2 separate regions of the Homo sapiens genome follow, and region 2 is linked to region 1. A link is an interaction called in ENCODE POLR2A ChIA-PET data of the cell type or tissue named here. Cell type or tissue: GM12878. All regions are shown on one strand. Links, peaks and the distances in the headings refer to the core of each region. The heading gives the core; the rest is flanking DNA.

Evidence for each region. Peaks named below come from ENCODE experiments on the same cell type or tissue, not always from the same donor. Only the 100,000 strongest peaks of a DNase experiment are listed, where the experiment ranks them.
Region 2: POLR2A ChIA-PET joins it to region 1 with 6 read pairs; 2 of 35 experiments call an interaction of 5 or more read pairs at or near these places.

Annotation. Positions count from the first base shown.
Region 1 is chr5:139,646,063-139,662,288 of GRCh38, reverse strand. CXXC5 (CXXC finger protein 5) reads right to left here and starts at 13,940. Exons shown (of 3, transcript NM_016463.9): 1 at 13,444-13,940. It overlaps CXXC5-AS1 (CXXC5 antisense RNA 1), which reads left to right and starts at 12,561. Exons shown (of 2, transcript NR_149086.1): 1 at 12,561-12,954; 2 at 13,108-13,290. RefSeq lists enhancers at 394-960, 2,512-3,361, 3,440-3,529, 7,423-7,472, 11,220-11,720 and silencers at 1,230-1,289, 9,393-9,442, 12,513-12,682, 12,883-14,012. In GM12878, for the core only: a CTCF peak has its summit at 7,154; no DNase peak of the experiment used is centred there; H3K4me3 peaks cover 2,072 bases; H3K27ac peaks cover 2,255 bases.
Region 2 is chr5:140,049,598-140,065,823 of GRCh38, reverse strand. No RefSeq gene overlaps it. Among named protein-coding and RNA genes, the nearest start is that of NRG2, 14 kb to the right of the region's middle. In GM12878, for the core only: no CTCF peak of the experiment used is centred there; no DNase peak of the experiment used is centred there.

The sequences.
Region 1 (16,226 bases), core at 5,202-9,201:
CTCTGTACCCATTTTGCAGGGCTGTAGACTAAGAACCAGGGACATGGCCAAAATCTAAGTGGGGGCACTGGATAATGAGGGCCTTGGCAACTAAGGGGACAGGGAGAAGCAGGTGTGTGGTAAGCAGGGAAGGTAGGCAGAAAGACTCCTGGGCCCATTTGATCAGAGGTCTCATTCTTCCCCCCATCTCTGGCACACCCTGTCACCTCCCAAGGACCCCATGCCCCAGGTCAGGGAACCAGCTGGCCACTTAGTGGTCCTGGGGAAATCGACTTTCCCTGGCACTCCTTCTCCAGCCTTTCCTTTTCCCAGCTCCCCTGTATCTCTCCCCCATGTACCCAACCCACTCTGCCTGGGCCAGAGGCCCCGTACTAGAGGGCAGTGGGTTTAACACTCTCATGCCTGATACTTGGACCTCCTCCCCAGAGAGGGCAGAGCCAGGTTGGCTATGGGAAAAAACCATCTCCACTTCCCCACCCACACCTTGCAGAACCCGGTGGACACAACATGGCTGAAGGCCGGGCCTCTTCCGTGTAAGCCTAAACACGGGGCGTCTAGGGGAACAGAGCCCTGACCACAGCAGCTGCGCCTGTGTGTGCCAGTGCCCTGGCCCACTCTATGGCATCATCTAGGGGTAAGCTATGGCCTGAGAATGATCAGGCCCCAGTGTGTGGGGCCAATGGGGTGAGAGTGGCCTATGTGTGCACGCCTATGTGTGCCTGTGTATGTGCATTCGCCTAGGTACGTGCCAGTGGGTGTGTGTGCCAGAGGCTGGGCTGTGGCTGGAACCGTGAGTGTGCTTCTGGAGCACCACATGGGAGCTGTGTGTGCATGGTGCATGTGACCGAGTCTGTACCACGCGTGTCGGCTGGGTGTGCTGAGTCGTGTGGAACTACGTGTGCTGCAAGTGACTGTGTCTGTCCTAAGTGTGTGCCTGGGTGTGCCGCGTGTGGGGTGCGTGAGTGTGCACTCTAACTGCCAGGCCGCAGGGCCTCTCGGGGCTGCTGGGGATGGGGTGACTCACGTCTCCTGAGCTAATCCTGCCGCCCGCCCGCCCAGCTCACCCTGCTCTGCTGGGCTGATGGCCGACAGCGCAAGAGGTGGGGGGGCGGCGCGGGCAGCCGCGGCGGGGAGGCTGGCTTGATAAATAACCTGCTGCTTCCCCAGGCCTCTGAAAAGGGGAGGCTGCAGCATGGGGAAGAGCATGAGGGCGGAGGTGGGGGAGGCTGTCCTGGTCCCCCAGACTCCGGCTGCCCTGGCCCCCTCGGCCCAGGCTGCAGCTCCGGGGTTCCTGTTTCATCGAAACCTGAGCTGGGAAAAGCCTATCGGGTCATCTTGCCTGTCCCGCCGGCCACCAGGCCCAGGCAAGCTGCCCCTCAGGGGACAGGCCCGCAGCCTGGCCTCCCAGCCAGTGGGTGGGTGGGTGGGGGGAGGATATTTCTGTCCAGACTAAATGCAGCTCTAGGCCTCTGTCTGTGTACTCCCCCCAACCCCAGCAGCTGCTCCCAGAGGCGCCCTGGCTCTGCAGGACTGACTAAATATAGGCCCCCCACCCCAGCAAACCCCCCCATGTTCACCAATTCCCAGTGGCCCCACCCACATGAGGGTAGAGGGGAAGGCTGAGGAGCCCACTGTGTGACCTTGGGGCAGCGTATCCCCCTCTCTGGGCTCTCAAGCTACGAAAAACCAAGCATTACTCAGCTCTGGGCCCTACCCTACCTAATGGGTGCTTTTGGAGTGTAGACCACAAAGGTGACTGGGTTGGGGTCTTCGCATAGGAGATAAGGGCTGAGGTCCCCTCCCCAGAGCACCCCAAACGCCTTTAGGCTTATAAACATGGCCCCTGCATCCTGCCTGTTCCTTGCCCAGGCCGGGCAATACCAGGCTCCTCCAATCTGCCCTGGCCGGATCCTGGCCAGGAAACAAGTTGTGCCAGGCTTGGGGTGGAGGGGCGGGAGCATGACAGCTGCTATTTCCTGGAGGCCACAGTCGGGCACAACCCGGATTCCTGCCTGGCTCCACACTCCACCAGAGCCTCTTTGAGCCTGCAGGCCCTCGACAAGGCACCCCCTTCCCCGTGTCAGAGCTATTATCAGACCCCACAGGATCATCCCGCTCCCCTCACTGCACTGGCACAGGCAGGAGGAAGGTGCCTGGATGCAGCTTGCCTCTAGGACTGGGGAGAGGTGGTCTCTGCAGGGTTCCACAGGCTGGGAGGCAGCCCCAGCTTCCCTCCTCCTGCCTGCCTGCCCACCCGGCTGCTTCCCCCAGCCCCACACGCACCAAATTCCCCACATGCCTGTCTGTCTCTGACAGCTCGAGCAAATACTTGGCTGCGCGGGCACCCGCTGTTCTGAGCCTGCTGCGCCTCCTCCCTGCCTTCCCGGGGGGCTTTGCAGACACAGCCAGGGATGGAGGGGGCCAGAGCCAACCAAGAAGCTCGGTGGGCAGTGGGAGAAAGCAAGGGCAGGAGGGACCAGCCTCAATGCAGAAGCACCACCTCCAGGCCCCGGGGCCTAAAGGACCTGGGAGGCCACTGAGAGCCAGCCCAGGCGGGGCAGCAGCTGCCGACACCCCCACTGCCCCCGGACACCCCTGCTGCCCCCCGGAACCTCCCAGGAGGACCTTCCGGAGGGCTCCCACTTGCCTCGACCGATGAAACAGCATCTGCCACCCCCGCAGCGGCAGCTCAGGACAGGGTGGAGGGCACCACAAGGCCCCTGGGGAAGGCTTTGAAATCTGGATGAGGGCCCAGCCCCTCTTGGCAGTCCCAGCCCCCCAGCATAGGCCCAGCCTCAGAGCATGGGGGGTGCATTCCAGCCCTCCTGCAGTGTGCGGGGCACACCCGCCCAGCTGCCAGGCTTGGGATGTCTCCACTTGGACTGGCTGGGGGCCTTATTTGCCCCCATTGCCCTCCTTCCTGCTAGCCTGTCTCCCTCCCAGGAGACCAGTGGAGGAAACACTTCCTGACAACAGCTGGGATTTTCCGCTGGACACCGCGCCTCACTGGCCGGCTCCTTACCTCCCCCCACCTCAGTCCTTCCCCGGGAGTCACCAAGTCACACCCCTACCCGTCTGCAGCAGAGGAATCCTCCCCTCCCAGCCGATCTGCCACTAGCCCCAGCATCCAGGCACAGCACAGACACTGAATGAATGACCTCATGGGTAACCACCTCCATTCTGCAGATGGGCAAACCAAGGTCAGGGAGAGCCCAGAGAGCCACGCATCCCCCACTGTGCTCTTCCTGAAAGGGGTTGACTGCAGGTCCCTTCACTATTCCTTTGCCTCCCACCACACTTTCTGCCTCAGGAGTCAATTGAGCCCTCCCAGGCTTCTGGAGGCATTAGGATGACTCCAAACAGAATCTCTCAGTGTTCTGGGTTCAAACGCCCAGCTAGGCTGCTCTAGATGACACTCCTAACTCTCCTACAGTTCAACAGTGGTCTTGAAAAGAATCCCAAGGTATTGTCAGGGTGATGTTAGACCTTGAAAAAAGCCTCCTCTCCCCATTGCACAGATGGGGCTGCTGAGGACCCCAAGGGAGGGGGAGCTGCAGGCGGCCATGAGTCAGAGGGGGAGCTGGGAAGCCGCCCGGCCCTGCCGGCTGTTGCTGGAAGCAACAGCCTGCATTTCCTCCTCACGCTGGTGCCTCGGGAAGCGTGGGCAGCGGGCGGGCGGGCACCGCCAAGAGGACCCCTCCTGTGCCTGTGGGCCAGCCGCATCCCCCCACTGCCTGACTGGGCCCACAGCCCACTCTCCACACCGGCTAGAGCTCCAGAGAGGGGCTGGCTAGGGGCAGAACAGGTATTTCTGTCCCAGGTATGGGCTCATGTCACCTGAGGACAAGAGGCCCTGTGACCTCAGGGCAGCCTGACCCCTAGAGCTTCAGTGTCCCCTAGCATCAAACAAGGAGACTGAAACATGACCATTTACACTTCCTTCTAGCAGCAAAATCCATGGTTCTGTGATTCCAGAATCCCAACGAGAATCCTGACTTGAAAAATGCCTCCATTCCAAGCATTCTATCTATGATTCTAGACTCCCATGACTAAGAAATTCTAGGCCACCAAGATCTGACCGCCCCAGGAAGAAAGGGGGCCAGGTCCACTTCTGCCTACTGCTATGAGCCCAGTTAACTAATTTCCCATCTAGTTCTGGGGGAGGTGGGTCAGGCAGGAGAGGGGCTGGGTCTCTCCCATCAGAGTCAACAGGAACTGGCATGAAGCTGTCGGGAGCCCCTGGCCTGGAGAGAAGCTGGTCTAGTCCTAGGGGACAGGCCACCTCCTCCTGGCACACACAGCCACTAATGCCACAGATGTCAGGAAGTCAGCCCGCACCAGAGTGAGAGTGGGTGGTGGGGGGTTTGCATGCCTGCACCCCATCCTGCGGCTAGGAGGGAGGGAGGGCGGGCGTCAGGTCAGGGCTGGTCTCTGCTTCTCAGGTTCCAAGCCAAGCTCCACGCTTTATCTTCCTGTCTTCACCACCCACTGCTTCCTCCTTCCCGCCACAGTCCCCTCACCTCCCAGGCCAGTCCCAGCCCAGGCCAGCCGGCAGCCAGCCAGGACAAAGGCTCCCAAGCCCATCTGACAGATGGAAAAATTGTGGTCCTCAAAGAAGATAGGACCCGCCCCACTGGCTTGGCTTAGCAGCCTATTGCTCTCTGGCCACATCTCTCCGCCTTGCCCCTACCTTGCTTCCCAGAATCCTCCACAGGGCCAGTAGGTCTCCACCTGCCAGCCTGTTCACCAGCAACCCCCTACCCCAGTGTCCCCTGACAGTACTTATCCTCACCACCAGTCATCCAGTCATTCATTCATTCACTTTTGTCTGCCCAACTAGCCTATCAGCCCATCTCCCAACACATCCAGCCCATTGCCAAGGGTTATGGGGGCCTCAAAGAGGAAAGAGCAAGGCCTGTGCCCAGCAAGCATTTAAGGAGTCCCTTCTGTGTGCCAGATAGTGTGGAAGGTGCAGGAAACAGCACACAGAGGCCAACAGCCTGTCAAGGGCTCTGCCAGGACTCCATCCCACTAGGCAGTGGCAAGCCACAAACTCCCAAGGCCTCAGTTTCCTTATCTGTATATGGGGATGCTAACAACATGCATCTGTCCCAGGTATGGGCCCATGTCACCTGAGGCTACTGTGGGGATGAAAAAAAGTGAAAGTCAGAAAGCTGTTAACATGGTGCCTGCCACAGAGAGGACTTTCGTTGGGCTACCCATTACCACTGGCTTTGTTACAATCTATTACAACAATAGCAGTTGGCCGGGGGTGGTGGCTCACGCCTGTAATCCCAGCACTTCGGGAGGCCGAGGCAGGTGAATCACTTGAGGTCAGGAGTTCGAGACCAGCCTGGCCAACATGGAGAAACCCCATGTCTACTAAAAATACAAAAATTAGCCAGGCATGGTGGCGCACACCTGTAATCCCAGCTACTCGGGAGGCTGAGGCAGGAGAACTGCTTGAACCCAGGAGGTGGGGGTTGCAGTGAGTCAAGATGGCGCCATTGCACTCCAGCCTGGGTGACAGAGTGAGACTCCATCTCAAAAAAACAAAAACAAAAACAAAAACAAAATAGCAGTTAACGGGGGCCGCAACTGATTACAGCAGCAGCTAAAGTTCTTCAAACACTTATTTGGTGCCAGGCACTGGGGGTACAAGAAGTAATCACTGCCATATCCCATTGCAAGGCTGGCAAGGAGCAGGCCCAATAAGCAGCCCCAATAAGCATCTGATGAATGAGGGGATCAATGACAGGAGGCACGGCCCTGCCTGCAAGGAAGGTATAAGCCAGCATGTTTTCATGGGTGAGGGTGTCTTTCTGCACACATGTGTGTGTATGTAAGCACTTAGGTGTGTTACACGTACATATGTGTGCCTGTGTGAGAGACCTGGGGATCCAGTGATGCCAGGAGCACAGCCACTCAAGCCCACTGAGGCCCCCACCTGACACCACCCCTGCCAGTGATCACAGCAGAGCCAAGGGGACTGTGGCAAGAGCAGGGGCCAGGCCCACAGAGAAAGGCCTGGAAAGATGCTTTGCATAGTTCTGGCCATCGGATTACAGGCCCAGCCTAGGCCCCTACTTGGGTGTGTAGGGGCCGCTAGGGGTTGCCCCACAGGAACCCAGGCCCCCAGTGCCCGAACATTACGCCCGTACTGGCATGGCACACAAGTGTTCCTGCTGGCAGGCTGGGCACGTCTGAGGAGGTCAGAAAAGGTCACAGGCAAGGGAGGGAGTGCTGGGCCCAAGGGCGATGTAGGGTCTGCCAGACAGAGGAGGGCGGGTACAGGGCTCCCCGGGGGCCACCAGGCAGGCCTGGCTCTGCCCTGCTGGGGCCGGCAGCTGGAGGGGAGTAAATATAGCTGGGGCGTCCCAGCCACATTCCTGGGAGGCCAGTGAGGCCCGCCTGCCCGCTGCTCTAAGCAGAGCGCAGCAGCCAGGGCCCAGAGCCGCCACTGCCCTCTTCCCAAACAAACAGAAAAATAAATAAAACCAGCTCTCACGGCCGGCCGGCACAGCTGGTGGGGGAGGGGGCAGGAAGGGGTGGACAGTGGTTGGGGGGTGGACAGGCAGGCGGACCAGTTGCCGCGGTTTCTGTTCCACTGGGAAGGAGGAGGCCAACAAAAGAGGGAAATGGAGGAAAAGGGCAGGGAGATGGTCAGAGATGTCAGCGAAGGGGAGAGAATCCCGAAGAGATGAAGGGTGTCACAAGGAGAGGTGTGGGGAGGTAGGTCAGGAGGGATAGGGAAAGTGTCAGGGGCAGGCACAGTGGGGGACAGTTAGGAGAAGGCAGAGGCAGCCTCTGGGTCAGTAATTCAGCGGCAGGGATGCCCAGGGGGGCGGCGGGGGGTGGCAGGCAGAGACAAAGGGGGCTGTGTGGGCTGGGGTAGGGGGCCGGCTTGAAGGGCCATGAAATATTGAAGAGCTAGGCCAGTGAGTGACAAAGGTCATAGGAAGCAGGAGACTAGCCAGGGAGCAATGGGGAACCCTGAGGCGGAGGGCTGCCCCACCTCTGGCCTGTCTCTCCACCACCTCCATCACAGCCAGTCTCCCCAGCTCTCCTCCTGCGATGGAGGGACAGGCTGAGGGTGGGATGGGCCTCGGGGATTAGTGATGGCAGGGAGACCTCTGCAGTTCCCTCTTCCCTAGGGCTGATCTGGGTACAGCCGGCCTTCCAGAGCTGCCAGCCACCCTATCAAGAAAGCCAGGAGGCCTGTCAACACAGCCGCTGCCACGGCACCTCCTGGGGAAGGAGCGGGAGACATCCAGCTTCTCCTTCCCAGGAAAAATCAGCCAAGCCACCACTTTCCACAGAGACCTGTGGGGAGGGACGGCTGGGCCTCACAGCTCAGCTGAGCCAGCAGGTCACCCCCCAGCCCTCCCACGCTACCCCAGCCTGGCCCCATTACTAGCTTCACCACCTGGGTCAGTCCCCTTGTCCCTGAGCCTGTGTCTTCACCAGCTCTACCCCACCCTAGGCTTGGGGTGAGGAAAGAAAGAAGGCAAGTAACACCTTGAAAACATACTGAGGCCAAGCATCTGCACACATCATCTCAGAGAAGGCTACCATGTGCCCCATGGGGTCTGTCCTATTATCAGTCCCATTTTACAGATGAGGAAGAGAAAGTCAGACAAAGTGATGCACCCACGGTCACACACCTGGTAATCAGCTGAATGGAGACAGAAGTGCGAGGTGTGAGCCACATGTTATTTTCTTAGGATTCACGGGGGACATGCATTCCTTGTCTCTATAAAAGCCAGTGTTTACTGAATACAGATTGTAGGTGAGCACCTCTCCCTGCCAGGCACTATGCAACCATCTGTGTCCATCTGAAAATGACCTTGTGAGGCAGGCATTCTCTTACCGTCCAATTTCAGAGATTAGGAAACTGAGGTTTGTAGAGATAACACAACTGGCCCAAATGTCACACATCCAGCTAGGCAGTGACATGTCCAGGATTTGGAGTCAGATCTGATGGACTCTAGAGCCACTGCTCATACACACTTGTCTGGGTGGAGGTTAGGAGGAGCCGGTAGCAGTGGAGCTCAGTGGTTCAATTGGCTCTGACAAGGGACACCCAGAAAAGGTCAAAAACAAGGTCACAACTGCCGTGGGGGGTTGGGGAGATGGCAACTGCTTTGAGGATGGGAGAGGGGCAGAGCCTGTAGGAGCCCCAGGTGAGGGTACAAGCTAGGGTCCTGGCTAGAGTGATCTGCTTGGTCTACCCAGAGCCCCCATACCAGGTAACACCAGCCCTGCCCTAGTGTGAGGATACTGAGGCTGACCCAAAAAGGGCCAGTGGAGCCCTGTCTTGTTGGTCCCCAGGGTTCTAACCTGTGCTCTGGGGCCAGTGTGCCTGGAACTAATCACCTCTCTAGAGCCCCTAGTGCTGTGGAAGGCGGGGCAGGATCCCCTCCCTCCCTCCTAGGCCCTGTGAGCCCAGAGGGAGGCCAGCATCAGAGGCAGGAAATGAAGAAGAATTTGCGATCTAATTGAGCTGGCGGGGGATTAGGCGGCAGAATGCAATTACAGGGGCTGGAGCGGGGCCAGGGCACTGACACCCCAAGATGTGGCCTGGCCCAGGTGACTTGGCCCAGTCAGTCTCTGGCCAGAGACACTAGACTTGGGGTTGGGAGTATGGGTACAGGGAAAGGTTGGGACCAGACTGCTTCTCAACATACAGAGGACTGTGGGGTTCCAGCTCCATGTAATACCCAGAAGCAAGAAGTTTTCCTGGGAATCCTCCCCCAGGGAACAAGCCTATGGACTCTCATCTGGGGATCTGGCAGCCAGACACACATGCTCTCACAGGCTCCGTTCATACATGTGCAAGCATGTGCTCACACTCCCAGGTAAGCCCCACATATCCACATTCACCTGCATAGGGGCAGGCTTCCCAGCATGGAGACACACAGGCTGGCCCTTTGCTGCCACTGGCTCCACCAAATGGTGGGTTGTGGGGGCACAACCCCCTCCCTCCAGAAAACCCACCCATGACCTTAAAATCCTTTTATTCCCGTAATCACATGCTACCATTGCCGTGGATACACGCTGTCACCCCAGCCCCAGCCTGTCTCCCTCTGCGGCTTCCAAAACTCCCAGCAGGCAGGCAGACGGGGAGGCTGCCCAGTTACTGCTGGGGAGGGAAGGGGTGTAGGGGTTGCAGGGGGAAGGACTGGGTGTGAGAGGTTCAGTTCTACACACACACACTCCATGCTACACACACATTCAGGGCCTCAAACAACCAGAGGGGGAGATTCAGTAAGACGGAGATACAGAAAGAGAAAGGAAAACATAGCCAGCCGCCACCACAGACAGAGAGAAACCACTGTCCATACAGCACAGACAGGCCCACTCCCACATTCACAATTCAGACACACTCTACTCAGAGTCAGATCCCCCAGATTTATAAGCATATACAAAGCACACAGATACACACAAATCACAAATCCAAACTCTCCAAAATTCCAAGCACACACAGCTCACAGAATATATTCATTCCCAGATTCACAGGGACATAGCCAATCTTCAGAAATACAATCTCAGATTCACAAACACACATGTACACATACACTACAGATCCACACACTTCTAGATCAGGACAAATATACATGCCCTGATTCATAAATCCATGTATGTTCAGACTCCCACACCCTGAGACAGACATTCAACACAGAGATTCACAGATATAGATACACTACTTAGAGACACACATGTCCTGAGTCATAAGCACACATCACCCAGATTCCCACATCCCAGAACAACAGACTAGTGCCCACACAGCCTCATCTCTGTCAGCTGACACTGCCTCTGGCTTTAGGGGGCAGGTGGAGGGTTGGAGATTCCTGGGTCTTTAGGGGGCAGTCCTTTCTCATTGCTCGAATCCAGGAAGGGTGGGCTCAGCGTTGGGGGGAGGTGAGGGGGAAGTAAGAGAAAGCAGAAAAAAACTTTAGTGGGATATTCTTGTTGGGCAGTAGCGCGTGAGTAACGGGGGAGGCTTTTTGTGGTCTGGTGAGTTCCAGCTATGAGTGAGAGTTTAACTATTAATACACTTAATCAAGGACACTTCACACACACATACACAGCCACACACACACACACACACACACACGCGCGCGCGCGCGCGCGCGCGCGCCGGCGGCTAGGATGGGACCAGGTGGTGGGGGTAAGAGAGGGAGAGCCCCAGAAAAAAGAAAAGAGGGAAAGCCCCAATCAGGGCCCCAGGGGGCGGGGAAACGGGGCGGAGCTTCTATCCTGGGCCTGCCTCCAGAGCTGGAGCAGTGATTCATTTGTGTACCACCAGAAGGGTGGGGTTTGATACACAGTAGGTGCTCAATACAAACATATTGGGCCAACAAATGAATAACATATAAAGAGTGGGCAATAGTAACGTAATAACAATGTGTGAACCCCCCCATTCTTGTTCAATTAGGGCATGCCCCAGAGCATCATGCTTGTTAATTCGGACTAAATGATCAAGCCACCAGACAGGGGCTCTAGGAACCCAGGCTTGGGTCTGGCTCACCCGTATTCCCTCATTCCTCCACCCTATCCTGCAACCTGGAAAGTCAGCCCAGCCCACATCCCTCTCTCCCTCCTAGCAAGACTCCCTCCACTCCATCCTCCCATAAACAACAAGGTGCAGTCAGTCCTGAAGAAGGCAGGGTATTTCATTCCCCTGGACTTGTTTCTTCACCCAGATACAAGCCTGCCCCCACACTCCTATGGGTCTCAGTTTCACATGTGCCAAATGAGTAGGAGGCAGGCAGAGCAGGAAAGGGGCAGCAAGAGTTGAGGGTCACAGTGGGAACCCATGGAACATGGGCCTGTGCTGGCCGGTGCCCTGGATGCAGAATCCTCCCCTCCCCTTCCCCCACCCACCCCAGCCCAGCCCAGCCCAGCCTAGCCCAGCTGGGTGGACATTCCAGGCCTCACGTGATAAAGACGAGGCCACTGGCCCTCGGGTAAGTCAACAGGCTCTGTCGCGGGAGAGATAGGAGGCCCTGGCCAGGGTCACCTGCTGAGCGGGGAAAACGGCCAGGACCAGATACACACATAAATAAGGCACCAACCCGACAGCCAGCCAGCCAAGGGTCTGTCTTCTGCAGAGGCTCACCTTGGAAAGGGAGGTGGCATGGAGAGGGAGGCCAAGGCTGACTAGGGGCGTCCCTGGGAGAGACCCAGCTACTGCGAGGATGAGGGGTAGGGGGGTTCTACCCAAGTTCCGGGGGCTGGCTGGGAACTCGGAGGCCAATCTCCTTCAGCTGTTCCCATCTCTTCCCAGGGCAAAAATCAAACCATCACCCCCTCTCCCTCCTCCCCAAGGAGAGGACAATTTCCGTTCTGGGAGGGGGGTGACAGCTGCAGAGCGGGCCACTCCCCACCCCCCCAAGCTCCAGCCTGACTCTCATCTAGGGAAACTGCTAAATCAACAATACGCAGTTACGGGTAGGTAGCCCGCCGGCCTGAGTTTCCCCGCACGGCTCTCAGAAAGGGGTTTAGAGGGGGCTTCGGTCTCAGTTCCCGGTTTTCTAGTGGCGGTTGGAAACCAAGGCACGGGCATCTTTCAGGAGGGGGATCAGGTGAAGCTTAGGCCAGTAGGTCCCCCAAGACGTCTAATTTAAATACTCCCAACTGCAAAGGACAGACGCCCCCCACCCCGCGGCCTGGGGCAGCTGAGGTGGAGCCGGGCGTTCAAATCGCGCTCCAAACAAGTCCGCAGCGACCGCGCTCGCAGCCCCCGCCAGGCGGCCCCAGCGGAAAACTTGAAAGGGACTCTGTTTGCCGGCGGCCCTGGGGCGGCTCCGGCGGGGGCGAGGGCCGAGCGATCTCACACACGCCCCCTCCCCAACGCTTCCAAAGAAAATGCGGGGGTGGGGGGGACAGGGCCCACCACAAATCCAAGGGCTCCAAACAGCGCCCGCCGCGCGAGGAAAGGTGGGGGTCAGGAGTCTGGTCCGCTGGTCACCCCCTTAGCTCCCCCCCCATCCGAAGGCGCGACTCTCAGACCACCCAAAGTCCAGGGGGCAAAGGAGGGCGCGGTTGCCAAACCTTCAGACCCCCGTCGCGGGAGACTTCAGGGAGCGGGTCTTTCCGAATGAGTCACTACAGAACCCCCCAAATTTACTGGTGCTTCCTTGCAGCCCGAGGCACCAGCCCAACTCCGCGCACCCCTTCAGATTCCCGGGGGGGAAAAAAGAACAAAAAGAGATCTTGCTCCCACTTTGGGCGTTTCAGCTCTTCTGACAGGTCCCGAAGGTGGCCCCCCATTTAAAAACCGGGGTCACTCGCTTTCCGTCGATCCTACAAATAAACAAAGCCAGGCGCACCCCGCGCTCCCCGCCGGAAAGCAGCCCATTCCGGGCGAGGACAACTTCCCCCAGCCAGAAAATTAACACATTCCTCTCGCGGCGGTTCAGCCCCTCACTCCGCTCCGGGGAAGCGAAGGGGAGGGGGGTCGGGCCGAACTTCATGGGTAAATTTGGGGCCAGTGCAGCGTGGCAGGCGCCGGGGACGTACGCCCCCCACAGTTCCGCAGCTAGAGGAACACCCCCATTCTCCCTCCCAGGCTCTGCACGCTGCGTGGCCCACGCGGGGCTCGGGAGACAGCTCAAAAGACTCCCCAAGGCTGGGAAAGGAGGGAGGGAGGGGCCGCGGGGCACCGTGGTGGTGGGGGAGATACTTTGATGGAAAAAAAAGGTCAAACTTCATCAGCCCGCCGGGCACCCCGCGGGCAGCGGGGGCGAGGAGCCGGAGGAAAAATGCAGAAGTAGCCGCCGCTTCTTCCAAGTGGTGGGGGAGGCTCAGCCACGCGTGGTCGAGGGCGCCCAGAGCAGTTAACGTCGCCCCTCAACACAGGGCTGCGAGCGGGGTCTGATGGGGGGAGTGCGCGCCAGAGATCTACAAGCAGCCGCCCCCGCAGGCTGAGCGCCCGCCCAACGCCAAGAGGTGAGGACCCCGGGCGCCCGCTGCCCCAGCGCCCGCGAACTGGAGTAGTGGGGGGGAGGGGGGCGGCACCCCGCAAGGAGCGTCCCAGCCCCACTCCACGGCGCCCAAGCCGCCGTCCCAGACCCTAAAACCCCTCTTTTTGTCTGAACTCAGTGATCTGCGACCGAGCATACTGCGGCTTAGGGAGGCTTGGGTATAGCAGCGGCCACCAAGCGATCACCGGCGCTAGGTCTCCCAGGCTCCGGGGCTCCGCGGCTTACGGTGCGGGCGCCCCCCGCCCCTCCCAAATACGGACCCCTCCTTCCCCGTCCCCGGCTCTCCGCACCTGAACTTCGGGGGAACCCGCGCAGCCAAACTTTCCGCCGACTTGCAGCGAACTCCGGCCCCGGCCGCGCACCGAACCCCGGGGGAGGAGAGGGAGGTAGGCGGGGAAGGGGAGGGGGCCGGCCTCCGGGGGGGGTCGAGGGAGGGCCGTGGCCCGACACCTACCGGCTCTCCGAGTCGTCCAAGCCGCCACCGCCGCCGTCGCCGCGAGGCCGAGGGGGAGGGGCGGGGCAGGGAGCTGCGCTCCGCTCTGGGCACCACCGCCGCGGTGCGCTCCGCTCCAGCCGCCAGCAGTGCCCGGGTCCGGAGCCCGAGTCGCGCCGCCGCGGCTGGCCCGAGGCGGGGAGGGGGGGGAGCCTGCAGCACCTGCCCCTCCTCCCCCTCCCCGCGGCCCAAATTAAAAAACAACAAAAAGCAACTAATCACCCCCGAGCTGAGCGCGGCTCGCGGGCGGAGGGCTCAGCGTGCGGCGCCCGGACTCAGCAGGCGGCGCGCATGGCTGGGCGCGGGCTGGGCAGGGCTGGGACGCGGGGCCCGGCTTCAGGGGATAAGGCTCTGCCGCTCTTCTCGCTCGGCTCGGGCGTCTGCTCTTGCCGCCAGTGCCGCCTCTGCTGCCGCCGCCTCTACATCCCCGCTCAGGCTCAGCCGCCTCTGCCGCCGCCGCCGCGCGCCCGCCCGGGCAGGAGCTATGAACGCTGCCCGGGGGCTGCCGGCAAAACCCGGACCGGACTCGCCGCTCCCTCCTCCCCCCAACCCCCTCCACCTCGGCTCCCCTCCCTCCTCCCGCCGCCTCCCTCCCAGCGCAGCTCGGGCCACTTGGACGCCGCGGGCTCTGAGGCCGGAGCTGCAGCCGCTGCGCCTCGAGCTCCCCGCGCCCTGACGCGGTCCACCCAGGCTCAGCTCCCTTGCGCGCCCCGTCTTCGCCTATTTCCCGCAACTTTACAAAAAAAAAAAAAAAAGGACGACCTCCCCGCTTTGGTGAGGCGGTCTGGGTTTAGAGACGCACCTCCGGGGAAATCTGCTATCTTTCTGCCCCCTCTAGAGCGGGGCCAGAAGCTTCGAGGACCGGGAGGGAGAATTTGGCCGCGCCCCCCAGCTCAGGTGCGCGGCGGGCCAGAGATTCCTAGTCGAGGGTCCTGGGAGGTAGACGCGTGTTCCAAGACCCCACCCTTCCAAGAGCTCCTTAATGGATTCAGTGGGCACTAGGGCCCCGGGAGAAAAGGGGCGGAGATTCCCGTTCCCATTTCTCAGGTGAGGAAACTGATCCGAGAAAGGATATTTTATCTCTCAGGCAGGCATCAGCCTCAACTCTTGAGTCCCGGGGCTAAAACGACTACGTACATTTGGTGCCCTGAGACCATGGCCTACGCACTCAAAACCCGAAACAATGCTTGGAACAGCAGCGCTCAATAGGTACTGATTGAAAGACAGAAGGAAAACTCAGCCTTGCCAGAGTAGGCGCCCAGTGGGGACAGAGTTGGGCCCGCATATCCCGCTTTCACTCCATCAGTGGCCTCCATATGCCCATCTTAGGCTAATTAATCCTGCTGCTGCAGATGTCTTCACCTCACGTACCCATGGTGCAAGCCCCGGGCTCATATAATCCCAACTGCATATAATCCCAAAGTGGAAGTTTTCTCCAATTCTTTGGGATTCGTGGGGGCGGATTTGTGCAAGGCCGACCTTCCTCTGCGAGGCGAAGAAAACGCAGTCCCCAGACCCAAGCAGGGGAGGGAGAGGGGGAGGGCGGTTGGGGAAGTCAGCCTAGGGTTAAACGTTACAGCCTGAGATCGATTGGGGCCCAGATAACAGGGAGTTAACTGTGGCGATCCGGGCGCCTGCAGCCACAGGCGCGGCCTCGGTGGGAGAAGCGAAACTGTCTCCCACCTCGCTGCTTCCTCTCCTCTGCTCTGCGCAGCCTGGCTGTCTCCGAGGCTGGCGCGAGGGCTTATGGAGCATGGATCTCCTGGCAGCAGCAGCTGGTGCCCACCTTCCACGCCTTCTATATGTGGCCTTGGGGCCTTGACCCAGCCGGGGTGGGGTGGGGGGAGGTGTCAAAGGGCAGAGCTCATCTGGAATGTGTTGCCTCTCTGCCACTCCTGATATCCAAGACCACACGAAGTGACCCCTCCCCAGACATCGTGGACACCTGCTCCCAACCAGTTCCTTCCGAATGCTGAGAAGTGGTCTCCCTTAACTACTATGCCAAGAAATGGCTCCCTTGGGGAGGCGTTTAGTCTCTCTCCTCCTTGCCAGCAGTCCTTTTAATGCCCCCCTCCAAACAAACATCCCATGTGAGTAAAAGTAAGGTGCTTGCTATGGAAACCGTTTTAAGACGCCCATCACCCCCAGAAGATCACTTCCAAACTGCTTAAAGATAGGTATGCTGGGCCTCAGTGTGAATGTCAGGCACTGTGTTGGGCACTGACCGTGCAAGGAAAAAGGAAGCAAAAGCCCAGGTGTAGGATCTCCAAGCATTTAACTCACCTCCATCTACCTTTTCTGGGGAAGCTGAGGCACAGACTGTGAGGGAGGACCTGCTCCCTGGGAGTCAGCAGCAGGTCTCAGAGGGTTAGGATCCATGAAGTCAAACTCTATTCCACAGATCTCCTGAAGCCTAACGCCAGTACAGAGTCAGGTCATGCACGCCCCACAAAAAGCTTTATGCTGGGGTCCATGGCAGAGGGTGGGTAGTAATTCTACTTTAGGGAACTGCTGACTATTACCCACTTTTTTTTCAGACTTATGCCTCCACCCCCACCCCCAACTCAGGCGGGAGGCCAGGGATCCACAGGCTGCAATGGAGGAAGGCCAGGTGGTCCCAGTGGTGATGGCTTCCTCAGGGAAGGGGTGTTGACTTGTCTGGCCCAGTTTAGGGGGTGGATCTTGGAGTTTTCCCTTGCTGGAAATTAACACCTTGGGAGGGAGACCTAGACTGTCACCTATCC
Region 2 (16,226 bases), core at 5,229-9,228, 400 kb before region 1:
CAAATGATTCTCCTGCCTCAGCCTCCTGAGTAGCTGGTACTACAGGCACGTGCCACCATGCCCTGCTAATTTTTTTTATTTTTGGTAGAGATGGGGTTTCATTGTGTTAGCCAGGATGGTTGCTTTTGACTTTTTTTTGCCAATCTGATGAGTGAGAAATGATATCTTAACATCATTTTAATAATTTGCATTTATCTTACTATGAATAAAGTTGAACATCTTTTTATATATGTTTAAGACTGTGTTTATATAGCTCTTAGTGGATTGTCTGTTTATGTATTTTTGCCTATTTTTCTCTAGAATTTGTGGTCATTTTTGTTATATTTTAAATAGTTTTTAAGAAGTAAATTTGGCTGGGTGTGGTGGCTCATGTCTGTAATCCCAGCACTTTGGGAGGCCAAGGCAGGAGGATGACTGGAGGCAAGGAGTTCAAGACCAGCCCTGGCAACATAGTGAGACCCTGTCTCTACAAAAAAATTAAAAAATAAAAAATTAACCAGGCATAGTGGTGCACACTTGTAGTCCCAGCTACTCAGGAGGCTGAGGCAGGAGGATCATTTTATTCCAGGAGCTCAAAGTTACAGTGAGCTATGATTGTGCCACTGCACTCCAGCCTAGGGTGACAGAGTGAGACCCTGTCTCAGACAAAAAAAGAAGAAGAAGGAAGAAAGAAAGAAAGAAAGAAAGAAAAAATAAATTTAAGACGTCAGCTCTTTATCTGTGATACATATTGTGAATATTGTATCCCAGTTTGTCATTTCCTTTTCTTATGTTTTGTCATGTAAAACATTTTTATTTTTATATCGTTACATTTATCAATATTTTATTTGTTTTGCCTCTGTATTTCAAATTATAGTTACAAAGCCTTTCCCTACACAGAGGTTAAAAAGGAATTCACCCAAGTTTTCTTCTAGAACTTGTATAGTTTTTTTTTTTTTTCCAATAAAGCTCTTGATCCATTTTGAGTTTATTCTTGTGTGTGGTATGAAGGGTGAATCTAACTTCCCCCCCACCCAATAGCTCTAATATGTTTTCTAAAGCCTAGAAGGTAATTCTCTGAATTGCTAGTAATAATTGGCTTTGGATTCTTGAACTATAGTTGACTTAGTTTTTGCTCTTTTTCACTCTTGCCTAGGCTGGAGTATGGTGGTGCAATCTGGGCTCACTGCAGCCTCAACCTCCCAGGCTGAAGGATCCTCCTGCCTTAGCCCCCTGAGTAGCTGGTACTCTAGGCATACGCCAACATACCTGGCTAATTTTTTTGTAGAGACAGGTTTCACCATATTGCCCAGGCTGGTCTCAAACTCCTGGGCTCAAGCGATCCTCCCACGTCTGCCTCCCAAAGTGCAGGGATTACAGACGTGAGCCACCATGCCTGGCCCCAATCTTTCTTTAGTGAACTTTTTTTTTCCCCCCGTGGGAGAAAAGATTTTCGAAAAGAGATAGAGAACTATGACAAGGACATTCGCATTCTAGAGGTCATGAGTGTCATTAATATTGCTTCCATCCTCAGAACTGATAGCATCTACAGTCTTTACTGTGTAGCTTAGGACTTCATTTACACTTGCCCGTATTATTTCTAACTGTTTCATAAATGTATTTTCTTCTCAATTAGATTGTGAATGTATATCCCATAAGTGCACATAGACATGATAGGCAACTTTTTTTCTGATTTTTACTTGAGTACATATTGTAACTACTTTTACATACCCTTGAATAGTTCATTGTGTATCTAACAGTAACAGAAAAATACTGATATTAGTTAATTTAAGTATTCCGGGTTGGGTCAGAGAAAGTGGTAGTAGATTTAATTCTATTTCTTTATCTCCTTTGTCTAGGCTCCAAACACTTTTAGTACACATATATATATATCCCAGTCTTAAGGGAGATTATACATTAATTAACATATCTTTACAGATGAGAACATAGAGACTTAGAAAGTGAAGGAAACAGTTTTAACGGTTTTTAAAATTTTTGAGCCCTATTTCATTGTAAAAGAAATTAAAAATTTTATTTATTACACTTTGCTTTATGTGAGAGTGAATCCTAGAAAAGTTTCTGTAGGTAATTTTTAGTTAATTTTATCATGATTTCAATGCTGGCTGAATGATGATAAATAAAAATCGCATACATGTATTCATATATAAAACCTCAAACACATACACACAATCTATCACCAAGATTAGGTGGACTGTCTCTTGTTCTTCTGCAGACTAACCTAAAGTTTAGGTTTTGTTTATACTTTTTCTCCAAGGCTTTTGTTGCTATTTCTACAAAGTTGATATTACCCATAAAATATTTTGGGGAGACGGACACACTGTGATTTATCCAGGGATCTGTACCCCTTTAGGAATGTCACTTTATGGTTTATGTCTTTGTCTTATATACCTTTCTTCTCCTTTTCCTCCTGGTGAATTCCAACTTAAATTTTAGAAACCTAACTTCATCATCACCTCCTTTGTGATATGTTTCTTGACAGAATTAAGCAGTCCTTGTTAGTGCATCTGTGCCTTGTACATACTTCTTTTGCTGTATTTATCATACTGCAGGGCATTTCTATGTTTACAGGTGTTTCCCCTACCAGTATGTTAACTTCTTGAGGGTAGAGCCATGTGCTCAGTATTTGATTACTTAACTGACTGGGTAGTGATAGAGGAGTAACATGAATGGCTGTCCAGGGGCATCAGCCTGGTGGAAAATGTTGAGAGTTGGTGGTGCACAACATTATTGTGGCTCTCTGGGAAAAGGAATTTCTTAAATCTTCTTTCTACTCTGTGAAGGTTCTAATGGGAGAAAGCACTGATATTTGTAGGACCTAGAATTCTTCTTACAAGTTTTATTTTTATTTATTTATTTTTTTGAGATGGAATCTTGCTCTGTCGCCCAGGCTGGAGTGCAGTGGCACGATTTTGGCTCACTGCAACCTCCGCCTCCTGGGTTCAAGCAATTCTCTGCCTCAGCCTCCCGAATAGCTGGGATTACAGGTGTGCGCCACCATGCCCAGATAATTTTTTGAATTTTTAGTAGAGATGGGGTTTCACCATCTTGGCTAGTCTGGTCTCGAACTCCTGACCTCAGGATCCACCTACCTCAGCCTCCCAAAGTGTTGGGATTACAGGCATGAGCCACCGCGCCTGGTCACGAGTTGTATTTTTTACATAAACAACAATTAAGAGAATTTAAATGAGAAAACATACCCACAGTGTCACTATCAAATCATCAGCTATTTTCATTTTTCCCTGTTTCTGGAGGTATTTATTCTTAAAATGTTGGATTGCTTCTATAAAGTGTTTTATTGTTTCCTGTATTTTAATTTTACGCAATAACCCCTCCTGATTTTAGGTTTTAAATGCCTTGTAGAGAGGGATCACTGTCATAATGCATTTTTATATCAACTTTACCACTTAAGCTCAAAGCAAGTATTCAGATTCTTGACTGATATTATTCAAGCCAACAAAGTATTTTTAGAGCCTATAATAGTTCAGATACTATATAGGCTGTCAGTATACAAAATTGAGTAAGGTGTAATCCCTGCCTTTACAAAAGTTGTAATCGAGGAGTCATAACTAAAGTACCAAGTATACATACTATACAGAAATCATTCATAGAGACGAATGTGAGTTGCATAGGAAATATTTATATTACTACCCATATAAAGTTCTTGAACTGAACCAAGGTTAAAGAATGACATAATAATAATAATAATTATTATTATTAATTATTATTATTATCATTTGAGATGGAGTCTCACTCTGTCACCCAGGCTGGAGTGCAGTGGTGCCATCTGGGCTCACTGCAACCTCCGCCTCCTTGGTTCAAGCTATTCTCCTGCCTCAGCCTCCCAAGTAACTGGGATTACAGGCGTGTGCCACCACACCTGGCTAATTTTTTTGTATTTTTAGTAGAGATGGAGTTTCACCATGTTTGCCAGGCTGGAGGAATGACATAATTATAATTATTATCCTGGCATTTGTTCATTTAACATACACTTTTGAGTGCCTACTGGGTGCTAAGGAGTAGCCCCCAATTAGTCTCTAGAACATGTCATTTTCATTATAGCAATTCTAACTCGCTGATAATAGTTTGCTTATTTATTTGTGTTTTGTATGTTTGTTTGTTGTCTATTTTTCCCCCCTAGAATGTAAGCTCCATGTGAAAAGCACCTAGCAGGCACTTTTTTTTTTTTTTTTTTGAGACGGAGTCTCGCTCTGTCACCCAGGCTGGAGTGCAGTGGCATGATCTCGGCTCACTGCAACCTCCACCTCCTGGGTTCACGCCATTCTCCTGCCTCAGCCTCCTGAGTAGCTGGGACTACCGGCACCTGCCACCACGCCCAGCTAATTTCTTTTTGTATTTTTAGTAGAGACAGGGTTTCACCATGTTGGCCCGGATGGTCTCGATCTCCTGATCTCGTGATCCACCCGCCTCGGCCTCCCAAAGTGCTGGGATTACAGGAGTGAGCCACCGTGCCCGGCCAGTAGGCACTTTTGAGTGCCAGGCACTCTTCTGGGAATACAGTATTGAACAAAACAACATGGGCTCTTTTCACATGGAGCTTATATTCTAGTGGGGAAAAACAGACAGCAAACAAACACACAAAAACCAAATAAGCAAACTATTATCAGCAAGTAAGAATTGCTATAATGAAAATGACATGTTCTAGAGACTGACTGGGGGCTACTCCTTAGGTGGCAATCATTTAAGATCCCTCTGAGGAAGCGACATCCAAACTGATACCTGAATGACAAGAGGGAGCCAGCCTTGCAAAGATCTGAAAAGATTTTTAGGCATAGAAAATAGCAAATGCAAAGGCCCTGGGGCTGGTACACAGTTGGTGTGTTTAAGGAACAGCAGGTTGGTGTGTGTGGCTGGAACTGCACTAAACTAACAAGAAAGTGACAGGACATAGGGTTGGAAAAGTAGGCAGAGGCCAGGTAATGTAAGACCTTCTAGGTTAGGGTAAAGAATTTTAATTTTATTCTAAATACAGTGGCAAATTTTGGAGAATTTTGAGCAGAGGAATGATATCCAATTTACATTTTAAAAAGCTCTTTGTAGGAAATTCATAGTTAGGAGGTGATTATGGTAGTCCAGGGTGGAAATGATGGTGACTTGTCTAAGTGATGGTAGTAGCTGGTAGCAGTGGAGATAGGAATAAATGAAAGGATTTGTGATATATTTTGGAGGTAGAGTTGACAAGACTGGGATTAAATGTGGTTGGTTAAGGAAAGAGAGGTTTCAATGTCTTGTAGGATTTTTGACTTAAACATCTATGTAGAGGGTCATGCAATTTACCAAAATAGGGAGGAATAAGTTTGAAGATGGGATTGGAAATTCATGTTCTTTTTTGAGAATGTTAAATTTGAGTTGCCTGTTAGACTTCTAAGTAGAGATGGCAAGAGGATATGTAGTTCTGGACTTCATGAAAGAAGTACTTGTATAGAAATACAAATGTGGTAGCTGAGAGCAGTGGCTCACGCCTGTAATCCCAGCACTTTGGGAGGCCGAGGCAGGCGGATCACCTGAGGTCGGGAGTTTGAGACCAGCCTGACGAAAATGGAGAAACTCTGTCTCTACTAAAAATACAAAATTAGCTCGGTGTGGTGGCACATGCCTGTAATCCCAGCTACTTGGGAGGCTGAGGCAGAACCTGGGAGGCGGAGGTTGTGGTGAGCAGAGATCATGCCATTACACTCCAGTCTGGGCAACAAGAGTGAAACTCCGTCTCAAAAAAAAAAAAAAAAAAAAAAAAAAAAAAAGAAAGAAAAGAAAAGAAAAGAAAAGAAAAAGAAAAGAAAAACACAAATTTGGGGGGAGTCATCAGCTCTTAGATGTATTTAAAGCCATGAAAGTGGATGAAATTATACCTATGGAATGAGGGTAGATGGAGAAAAGAAGGAGGTCCCTGTACTGATGCTGGGGGATTACTAACAATTTGAGGCTGATCGGAGGAGGAATATCCAGAAACAACTTTAAGAGAGTAGCCAGTGAGATAGAGTAAAAACCAGAAGTGTGAGATGTAACAGAAACCAAAAGAAGAAAGTGTTTGAAGAAAGGAGTGATGAATTGTGTCAAACATTGCTGAGAGATGGAGGAAGATGAGGAAAGGAGATGACTGTTGAATTTGGTGACAAGTTGGGATGTGTTGAGGAATCAGTAGGTGGGAAAGTGGAGACAGAGAACATGGACACCTAATTCAGGATTTTTTGCTATGAATGGAAGAAGAAAAATGGGACAATGGGTGGAGGTGATATGAATTCAATGTTTTATTTTAATGAATGATGTTAAGGCAGGTTTATTTGCTGATGGGAATGAGTCAACAGACAGACAAAAACTTATGATGTAGCAGAAGGAAGAGAGAATTGAGTGGAGTCCTTGAAAAGGCAAGAAAAGATAGGATCTGGAAAACAACTGCAAGTGCTGGTTTTTGACAGGAACAGGGACAGTTCTTTCAATGTAACAAAAGAAAGGTAGATAGTGTGAGTACAGGCATGGAAAGGTTAGCATATTTGGTAGTAGGAAGAAGGGAGAAAGCCTGTCTGATTTTTTCTTTCTTCCATGACATAGTTTAATTTATCAAAACAAAATAATATGCCTACCATTATGTACAAAGGAAGTATGCTAGATAGTCTCTAGATAGTCTTACCTAAGATATTGTTTCAGTATCCATTTCTCTCTAACAAACCACAGTTGATCCTTAAGCAACATGGGGTTAGGGACACGGACATCCTCTCTGCATGTGCAGTTGAAAATCCACGTATAATTTTTGACTCCCCCAAAACTTAACAAGTTAGTAGCCTACTGTTGACTGGGAAGACTCGTCGATAACATAAACAGTCAATTAACAGATATGTATGTTATATGTGTTATACACTGTATTCTTAAAATAAAGTAAGCTAGAGAAAAGAAATGTTATTAAGAAAAGTAAAAGGAAGAAAAAATATATTTACTATTCACCGAGTGGAAGTGGGTCATCAGAAAGGTCTTCATTCGCATGGTCTTCATTTTGGGTAGGCTGAGGAGGAGGAGGAAAAGGAGGAAGAGGAAGGGTGGGTCTTGCTATCTCAGGGGTGGCAGAGGTGGAAGAGGTGGAGGAGGTGGAAAGGCAGGCAGGAGAGGCAAGCACATTCTGTGAAACTTTTATTGGAAAAAAATCTGTGTATATGTGGCCCCGTGCAATTCAACACTGTGTTGTTCAAGGGTCAACCATACTTCCAAACTTAGTGGCTTAAAACAACAATTTATTACTTCTCACTTTTTGGTAGATTGACTAAGTGGTCCTTCTGCTTCACAAGAGTTGGCCGGGGTCTTGAGAATGGTGAAGTGTCCAGAATGGCCTCACTCTCATGGCTGGCAGTTTGTGTTGGCAGCCAGCTGGAAGCTCAGCCGGGGCTGCCAGCCAGAGTCCTTGGTTTTCCTCTATGTGAGCCTTTTCACACAGGTGGTTGGGTTTCCTCACCCCATGGCAGTCTCAGGGGAGGACTTCCTACATGTTGGTCAGCTGGATTGTTTGGGAGGGATTCAGTATTAGGTTAGTTTCAGCTTTGGGGACCACATTTTATAATTTATCTACTCATACAATCCATAACTGAGAAACAATATCCATATTTTGACTTACTAATTAAGACTGTCTGATAAGAATTCTTAACAACAACAGCTGTGATTTTTCTCAGACCTAGAAAATAAGTAAAGCTTCTTTTCCCCTTTGGTGACTTGAATTTCTTTTCCCAGGTAGAAAACTGCCACCTGTCACCAGGACTCCTCTTATTTTTCTGTGCACATGGCAGATTTATCCTGGGTGCAAAATTTAAAAGTCCCGTTTCCCCCGCCACACACACACTAGTTACAGCATTTTCCTGAGGCACTGTCAAGTACCAATGAAAAGGGAGCATTGGCTCCGTGATCACACACAGGAAAACGAAGAACCCTTGCTTCTGACCCCCTGGATGTAAACACAGTCAATGTGAAACTATACTTAAAGCTTTGTGTCCCCGAGATAATGAGAAAAGGAAATCTGAAAAAGTGGCATGTTCATGAGTAAGAAATGGTGGCGTCCAGAATATGGAAGAGAGCTAACTGACAAATCCCGAAATCATGTCGCTTCTGGGAAAAGCCACTTGGCCCATACAGATATCCCCTATAGCTTTTCATTGCAAAAAAGTTGGAACGTAAACATGATAATTCATTATAAAGTGAATTTTGTTTTCCCTTGAAGTTACATCACAAAAAATGCAAACAAAAAATACCTGAAATTGAATATAAAATTCCATTAGAAAAATGTATTTTTGGTGAGGAAGTGGTAGGGAAGGGAACTAGTCCGTGCAATATTTTAGCCTTGTATCACCCTTGGACCCTCATGTCTATTAGAAATTGAAATTATGGTTAAGCTGAAAAACCTTATCTTTGCCATGTTTTCTGTATCTTACAGCATTTTCCCTACTTTTGTCACCACCTCCCCTTTCCAAACCATGGAAATTTCTTTTATATATGAGGTTCTTTCACAACTGAAGGGTTCTTTCATATCTGAGGGCTGTGCAATAAACTTTCTACAATGATAGAAATCTTCTGTATTTTCACTGTTCAATACAGTACCCATTAGTTACATATGATGACTGAATGCTTGAAAAGTGGCTAGTGCAAATGAGAAACATAATTTAAAACTTTATAGTTAATTTTAGTTACTTACAACTAAAATATAAATAGCCACATGTGGTTGGTGACTACCACATTGGACAGCAAAGCCTGGTGTCTCACTTGTAGCTCATGGAATTCTGCTCCTCTTTTTCTCTAGATGATGAAAAACCTGAGCTGATGGACAATGCCCGTAAGTGTATTGTGATATTGCAGCTCAGGTTTTTCATTAATGTAATTACTACAAATAAATACTATATGATAGTACTTAGTAGTGTACTATAAGATAGTAAATATCATATAATATTTATTTGTAGTAATTTGATTAATGTTGTATCCCTCACTGGATCGCAGGCTTCTTAGGAGTAAGGACTTTGTCTGCTTTTTCCTCACTTTTATATTATGCCCGGCACCTAGTACAGTATCTGGAACATAGTAGGTGCTCAATAAAGATATGAGTAAATGAATGAATTAAAGAGTATCCAAACATCTTTGATATAAATGAGAAATGAGGACTCCACTATCTGCTGTGTGTGTGTGTGTGTGTGTGAGAGAGAGAGAGAGAGAGAGAGACAGAATGAGAGAGAGATTGATTCTGGAGAAGAATCTAAACATATGGAGAGGAGACAAAGACCAGGTTATTAAAGAGAAATATAATTGATTGCATAATACTTCAGAATCAGAAAATTGGCTTTATTAATAGTAAGACTCTTATTAAGCATTTACTATATGGCAGACTGTACCCTAAGTACTTTACATGAAGTATCTCATGTAATCCTCATAAGCTAACACTGTAGAATACGTACTATTATTATCCCCATTTTACAGATGATATGGAGGATGACAGGAGTAATTTGCTGGAGGTCACACAGCTAGTAAGTAGTAGAACATGCATTTAAACCCAGGCAGTCTGGGTTCAGAGCCTACCTTCTTAACCACAATGCTGTATTGCCTTCTGTTTGATTATGTCCATATGGTGACAGAAGCTTAGTGACCTCAAATGTCTGCATCAGTTCTTTTGTCTAAATTTAAGCTTCGGTAAGCCAGTATCTCCTGGAGGTTTAGCCTCTTTCCAGTGGTGCACGTGGAGGGGAGGTGGGAATAGTAGTATAAGGATAATAGGATATGAAAATCTGTACTGGATTCTTTTTTCTCAAAGAGTCAAACAAATATTTTTATATCTAGGATTTTTTGCCTTCTAATAATAAGGGGAAAATAAAGGCTTCTCTTGAATAAAACAAAATGCAAAATAATATCTCCCCCTTTTCCAAATCTCTGGTCTAGTAAGAGAGATGAATGAAAGCTAAGAGTTACTGTTATCTTCGTATGAATGAGAGTTTTACTTCGCTTTCCCTCTCCCCTTCCCTCCTCTCTATCATAAATTTAGTGCTCCATAAATAGTCCAAGGTTGGCATTCCTATTTAGGTGCTTCTTTGTTTCATGTAAGAATAGCTTATCTTCCTGCGCTAGTTATACTGTTTGCCCCCAGACTCCCACCCATCAGATTCACTCTTTGCCCTTCCCTGTCCTGCCTGGAACCCTGTACATTGACCTCTGTGGGTTCCCTCATCCTCTGGCTTCTGACTGTGGTTCATTCAGCAGAAGCTTGGCATGGGGGTAGGAGGAAGAGCAGAAAGGAGAGACTAGATTGTTTCTTCCCCCTTCTTTCTCCCTACTTTAGTGCCACATTCTTGCAGGAGCTGCCTGACGGCCCCTTCGATGTGGCTCCAGTACTTACTGGGATCTGGTGACACTTCTTCTTCACCTCACCCCTGTATGTCGAGGGAAGGGAATGTTTTACCACTCTTGCAGGCCCCTGGGTGTCTCTACTGAGTCTTGTTTCCCTTAACTTGGCCCACATCTTTGTAGATAGTCCCTTTAATAAGTTATTTTCAGTAAACTGTTTTGAATAGAATAGTATTTCCTGCTTGGGACTCTGCCTGATACATTTTGCCTCTAGTGGTTTTCAATTTTCTTAATGGCTGGAAGATGTACTTCCAAATAGATATAAGATTAAATAGGTCTCAGGTAGATTGTTCCACAAACTGGATTTTGAGATTGTGTCGCTTCGTTTCCAACATTGTTCAGGGGAGAGATAAGCTGAATGTAGCAAGCATGTGTACCCTGTTACATGTATCAGAGATAGCTCATCAGGCTTTTTTTTTTTTTAACACCTTGAATGAAATGAACTCAAGATTATTCATTCCCTTTGCCCAGAAACTCTGATCATCGAGCAATCTTGTGATTACTAAATTGGTTTCCTAGGTATTGTGATCCAGAGAAAGGGGTATCTTGTAGGGTGGACACCAACAGTTCAGATCGTGGAAAAGTTTAATCCTCTCTTATATTAGTCAAATGGATTTCTTTAAAGAAAAAAAGGAAGAATACAGTGTCCCTTCTTCCCCTTCCACATGCATACCACCTTTTTCCTTTCCAGCTTGCATTCCTCTTTTCTCTCTCTTTTTGGTTTTTGTTTTCGCTTATGGCTTCAGCCCTGTGTTAAAATGAAGATTCCATTACTCAGCTCTATAAACTAATCTGTATCCATTCTTCTATACTGTGCCCATGGTCTGTCTTCCTTCCTGTTTTGATAAAAGAATAATTTTTCTTGTCAAAGACCAGCTCCTCTCTTTGTGCTCTTACGCTCATCTCTCTTGTTTTCTCAAGGATTTCCATTCCTCACTTACTATCCACTTTCTCCCACAACAGTTTCTTTCTTCTTCTTAGAACATTCCCATTGCCATTTGAGCATGCTCTGACATCTCCTATTTTAGTAAAAACCCTTCCTTGACTCCATATCCCCCTCCAACTAGTGCTCATTTCTCTGTTCCTCTGCACAGCCAAAGTTTTTGAAACAGTTGTTTATACTGGCTGGCACCACTTCCTTACCTTTCATTGACTCCATTCTGGCTTCCTTCCAGGAAGCCATCACTCCACTGAAGCAGCTTTAGTCAAGGTCATTAGTGACCTCCATGTTGCTGAATTCTATTGCCACTTCTCATCTTACTCAGCCTCTTATAAACACTGGACACAGCTGACCAATCCCTTTTTAAGATACTTTCTTCACTTGGCTTCCATGGCACCATTCTTACAGTTTTCTTTTCCTGATTCCTCCTCCTCTATTCAACCTCTAAACTTTCGTTGCTGAGCACTTGAAATGTGGCTAGTGAGAAATGAGATATGCCATAAAGCATAACATTGACTCTGGGTTTCAAAGACTCAGTATTTAAAAAATGTCTCATGAATAATTTTTTATATGGGTACATGTTGAAATACTAATATTTTAGATATATTAAGTTATTAAAATTAATCTGTTTCTTTTTACTTTTTAATATGGCTACTAGAAAATGTAAAATTACACACGTAGCTCATATGTGTGGCTCACACATTTCTACTGGACAGTGCTGTTCTAGAAACTCTTCCCTATCACCCTTTTTATTTCATCATCTTATGTAGTTCTACAGCTTTAAATACCAACTATATGTTGACTCCCAAATGTAGACCTTTAACTCTAACCTCTTATTTTAAGCCGAGACTTACCTACCCACTTGTACTTGAATTTCCATTTGCATGTCTAACAGGCATCTTGGTATTAATATGACAAAAATGGAATTTTCTATTTCTTTCAACTACTGAATTTCTCATCTCAACCAATGGTACCATCCTCTGTCCAAGCCAAAACTTGAGTCATCTGTGATTACTCTATTTTCCTTGCCCACTTCATCCAATCTAGCAAGTCTTGTTGGTTCCATCTTCAAATTATATCTTAAATTCTGTCAATTTTTCTTTATCTCCATGGCTACTACACAAGTTGAAACCACTGTCATCTCTCCTAGTCTACTGCAAAAAAAAAAAAAAAATGACCAGGACAGGACACTGCCAGCTTCCTAACTGATCTCGCTGGTTCCACTCTTGTACCATGACAGTCTCTGCCCCATACCTCAGAGTGATCTCTTTTAATTATAAATCACATGGTGTCTACTTCAACCCTCCAGTGACTTCCCATTGTGCTTAGAAAATAACCCAAACTTACTTTAGTTTGCAAGGCCCAGCATGAGTCTGATCACTACTTATCTCCCTGACCTCATCCCATACCACTCTTCTTCCTTGTTATAACAATCTCTAACCCCACTGGCCTTCCTTCCCTACTTTGATCGTGTCCAGCTTATTATTTCCTCAGGCCTTTTGTGTGGGATTCTTCCCTTTGCTTCAAATGCTCTTCTCCCAGTGTATTGTGTGGCTGACTCCTCTTCATTCTTCATGTCTCAGATCACATTCTGTCTTCTTAGAGAAACCATGCCTGTAAGCACTGTCCTGTCCTGGTCATTTTTTTTTTTCATGGAGTCTCTCTCTGTCACCCAGGCTGGAGTGCAGAGGCGTCATCTCAGCTCACTGCAACCTCTGCCTCCTGGGTTCAAGCAATTCTCCTGCCTCAGCCTTCCAAGTAGCTGGGACTACAGGTGCCAGCCACCACGCCCAGCTTTTTTCTTTTTTTGTATTTTTGGTAGAGACGGGGTTTTACCATGTTGGCCAGGCTGTTCTCAAACTCTTGACCTTAGGTGATCTGCCCACATTGGCCTCCCAGAGTGCTGGGATTACAGGTGTGAGCCACTGCACCTGTCCTGTCCTGGTCATTTTCAATCCAATCATACTCATACACCTCGCTCTTTATTTCTCCATCTTTTCTTTCTCTCACTGAAATTTTTTTTTGTTTCTTTCTTTCCTTTTGGTGTCTGTCTCCCTTTACAAGTGTAAACTGTTCAAGGGCAGGGGCCTTATATGTCTTATTTGCCTCTACGTTCTTAGCATCTGATAGAAAGTTTGGAACAGAGTAGGCGCTAAAGACACTTTTGAATGATAAGTTCTAAAATAAGTATTAATCAAATGGATGTTTTAAAAGAAAGAATGAAATAAAAATATTATTGGGATGAATAAGTTCATTTTGAAATGAATAATATGGGATGTCTTAGAAATGAAGGCATAAGGAGTTTTGCATTATGCTTTAACAGATGTTAATCCTTTAGTGTGACTGAGTTTGTCATATCAGCAAATATTGAGGGCCTAGCATTTGCAAAACACACTGTCTCTGCCCTTAGAATTGAGAAAGCCAAGAGAGCAGTGGGGCACTGAGCCTCTGAGATACAAAGGGGAAGGATGACATTAAAGGAGAAGGTGTGTGTGTGTGTGTTTGTGTGTGTGTGTGTGTGTGTGTGTGTGTAAGAATCAAGAACGGGTGCCCACTCAACAGATAACAGCCCACCTGACTCCAATTTTGCCTAGATTTTGCTCTAGCAGGAACCATGGCTATTATTTCTTTAGCATCTGGGGCAGTGCTATGCCTAGCAGATTTTTCAATAAATGTTTCTGGTAGAATGAATAAATACATTTAGGAATTATAACAAAAACTCAGGGAAAGTAAAGTCTTAAAATTACTGACCTCGGATGATATTGAAGTGTCTAGAAACCACATGAAAAAGAATGCACATGAACTAAAAACTGTAAAGTAGAAACAGATGAATTGAACACTCGAAGGTACACTAGCATGAGGATTTGGGACTAAGAAAATAATTCCTTTTTCTTGTCCTGCTTCACGCCCCCAGAGTTGAATCAACCTCGGAGTTCCTGTTGACCTCAGGAGAGGATTCCAAAAACACAAATCAGGAAAACAGAGTGGGGGAAATCTTTGAAAGTTAAACAGCAAAAACATCCATCTTGAGGACATCTCATTTTTTCCCAATCCAAGTTAGATCTGCTATGACACGTAAAAGAAAATGAATGATGGTGTTGATCATGAATGTATTATCTGGTTGTGACAATACTGGACAGATATATCTGTGTCCAGACTATACTTCTGCTATGGTCTATTTTAGGGAGCTTCTGGATTTTAATCTAAAAGTGATATCTGGAAAAGAGATAATAATTTGTGTTCACATAGCACTCTTCATCCAAAGGTCTCAAAGCACTTTACAAAGAAATAATTATTATTATCCCAGATGGAACAACTCAGACAGAGGGGCTGCTGCCCTTTTCAGCAAATTGGGGAGTGGAAGCCCCTCGACTCCAAACACAGCCATAGGCTATAAACTATTGAATCCTGGCCTCTCTTGATTGGGAACTGGAACTATCAATTAGAAGCCTTTTTTTTTTAAATAAAGCAGAACATCAGGCTCCAATCTTAAGAATTTCAGCATGTGTTCAAAACATATGAAAGTGAATGCTTTTAAAACGGATGAATTTTGGGCAAAGTATGGCTGCTTAAAATAAGAAAAGTGGTTATTACAGTCAAACTAATAATGGCTAACGTGCTGAACATTATTCTAAGTGGGTTATATATATTATTTTATTTAAGACTCATAACAATTTTAATGATGTAGGAAGATATATCATTTTACTCATTTTACAGTTGAGGAAACTGAGACAGAGAACTTAAGTAGCTAGGCCAAAATGTCAGTCAAGCAAACTGGCAGAGCTGGAATTCAGACGTAGGTAGTTTGACTCCAGAGCCTTCACTCTTAGCAAGTTACTCTGTGTCCAGGTACTGTGTGAAACATTTCACATGAATTATCTCACTTAATCCTTACACAACTTCTAAGAAGTAGATATTTTATTGGGGGCCCCTCCCAATAAAGGAAATCAGAGAAATTAGAGACCTCTTAGATGATAATGAAAGTGACACTAAGAGACTGCCTCTTACCCAGAGAGCTGTGACGGTGCTGTGCATGAGGACGTGCTTTGGCAATGGACAAGCTTGGATTAGAGTCCCAGCTGTGTCTGTCATTTGGACAAGTTATTAAACCTCTATACATTTTCCATTTGTAAAATACAAAGTAGTTAAGGCTCAGAAATGAAAAGACTTAAAAAGGTGAAGTGGCCAGACATGGTGGCTCACGCCTGTAATCCCAGCACTTTGGGAGGCTGAGGTGGGGGGATCATGAGGTCAGGAGTTCAAGACCAGCCCGAACAAAATGGTGAAACCCTGTCTCTACTAAAAACACAAAAATTAGCCGGGCGTGGTGGCACGTGCCTGTAATTCCAGCTACTCAGGAGGCTGAGGCAGGAGAATCGGTTGTACCTGGGAGGCAGAGGTTGCACTGAGCTGAGATCGCGCCACTGCACTCCAGCCTGGGTGACTGAGCGAGACTCTGTCTCAAAAAACAAACAAACAAACAAACAAAAAAGTGAAGTAACTTATCCAAGCTCACGTTCCAGTAGAGGTGGAGTCAGGCTTTTGAAAAGTAGACAAAAGAGAACTGGGCCAGGGGTCAGGAAATGAGGGCTGTTCCTGCCGCCAACTAGGCTGTGTGACCTTGAGCAAATCAAATAATCTCCATGGTCTCTGTGCCTTCCTCTGTAAAAGAAGGACATCAGGCTACATTGATACTAAAACCTTTCCCAGTGCTAACATTCTGACTCTCAATATCTGTTTTCTGTTTAGTCCCTTGTTTGAAAATCCTTGGAGGAAAAGAAATTAACCACAGAACCTGAAAGTGACTCTGGAAGCCAAATTTAGAAAACAGATCTCAAAAGGAGAAAAAATAAGTTTTCAAAATTTCTTTATTTAGGAAGCGAGACTGCCCTGCAAAGTGTTTGGCTTG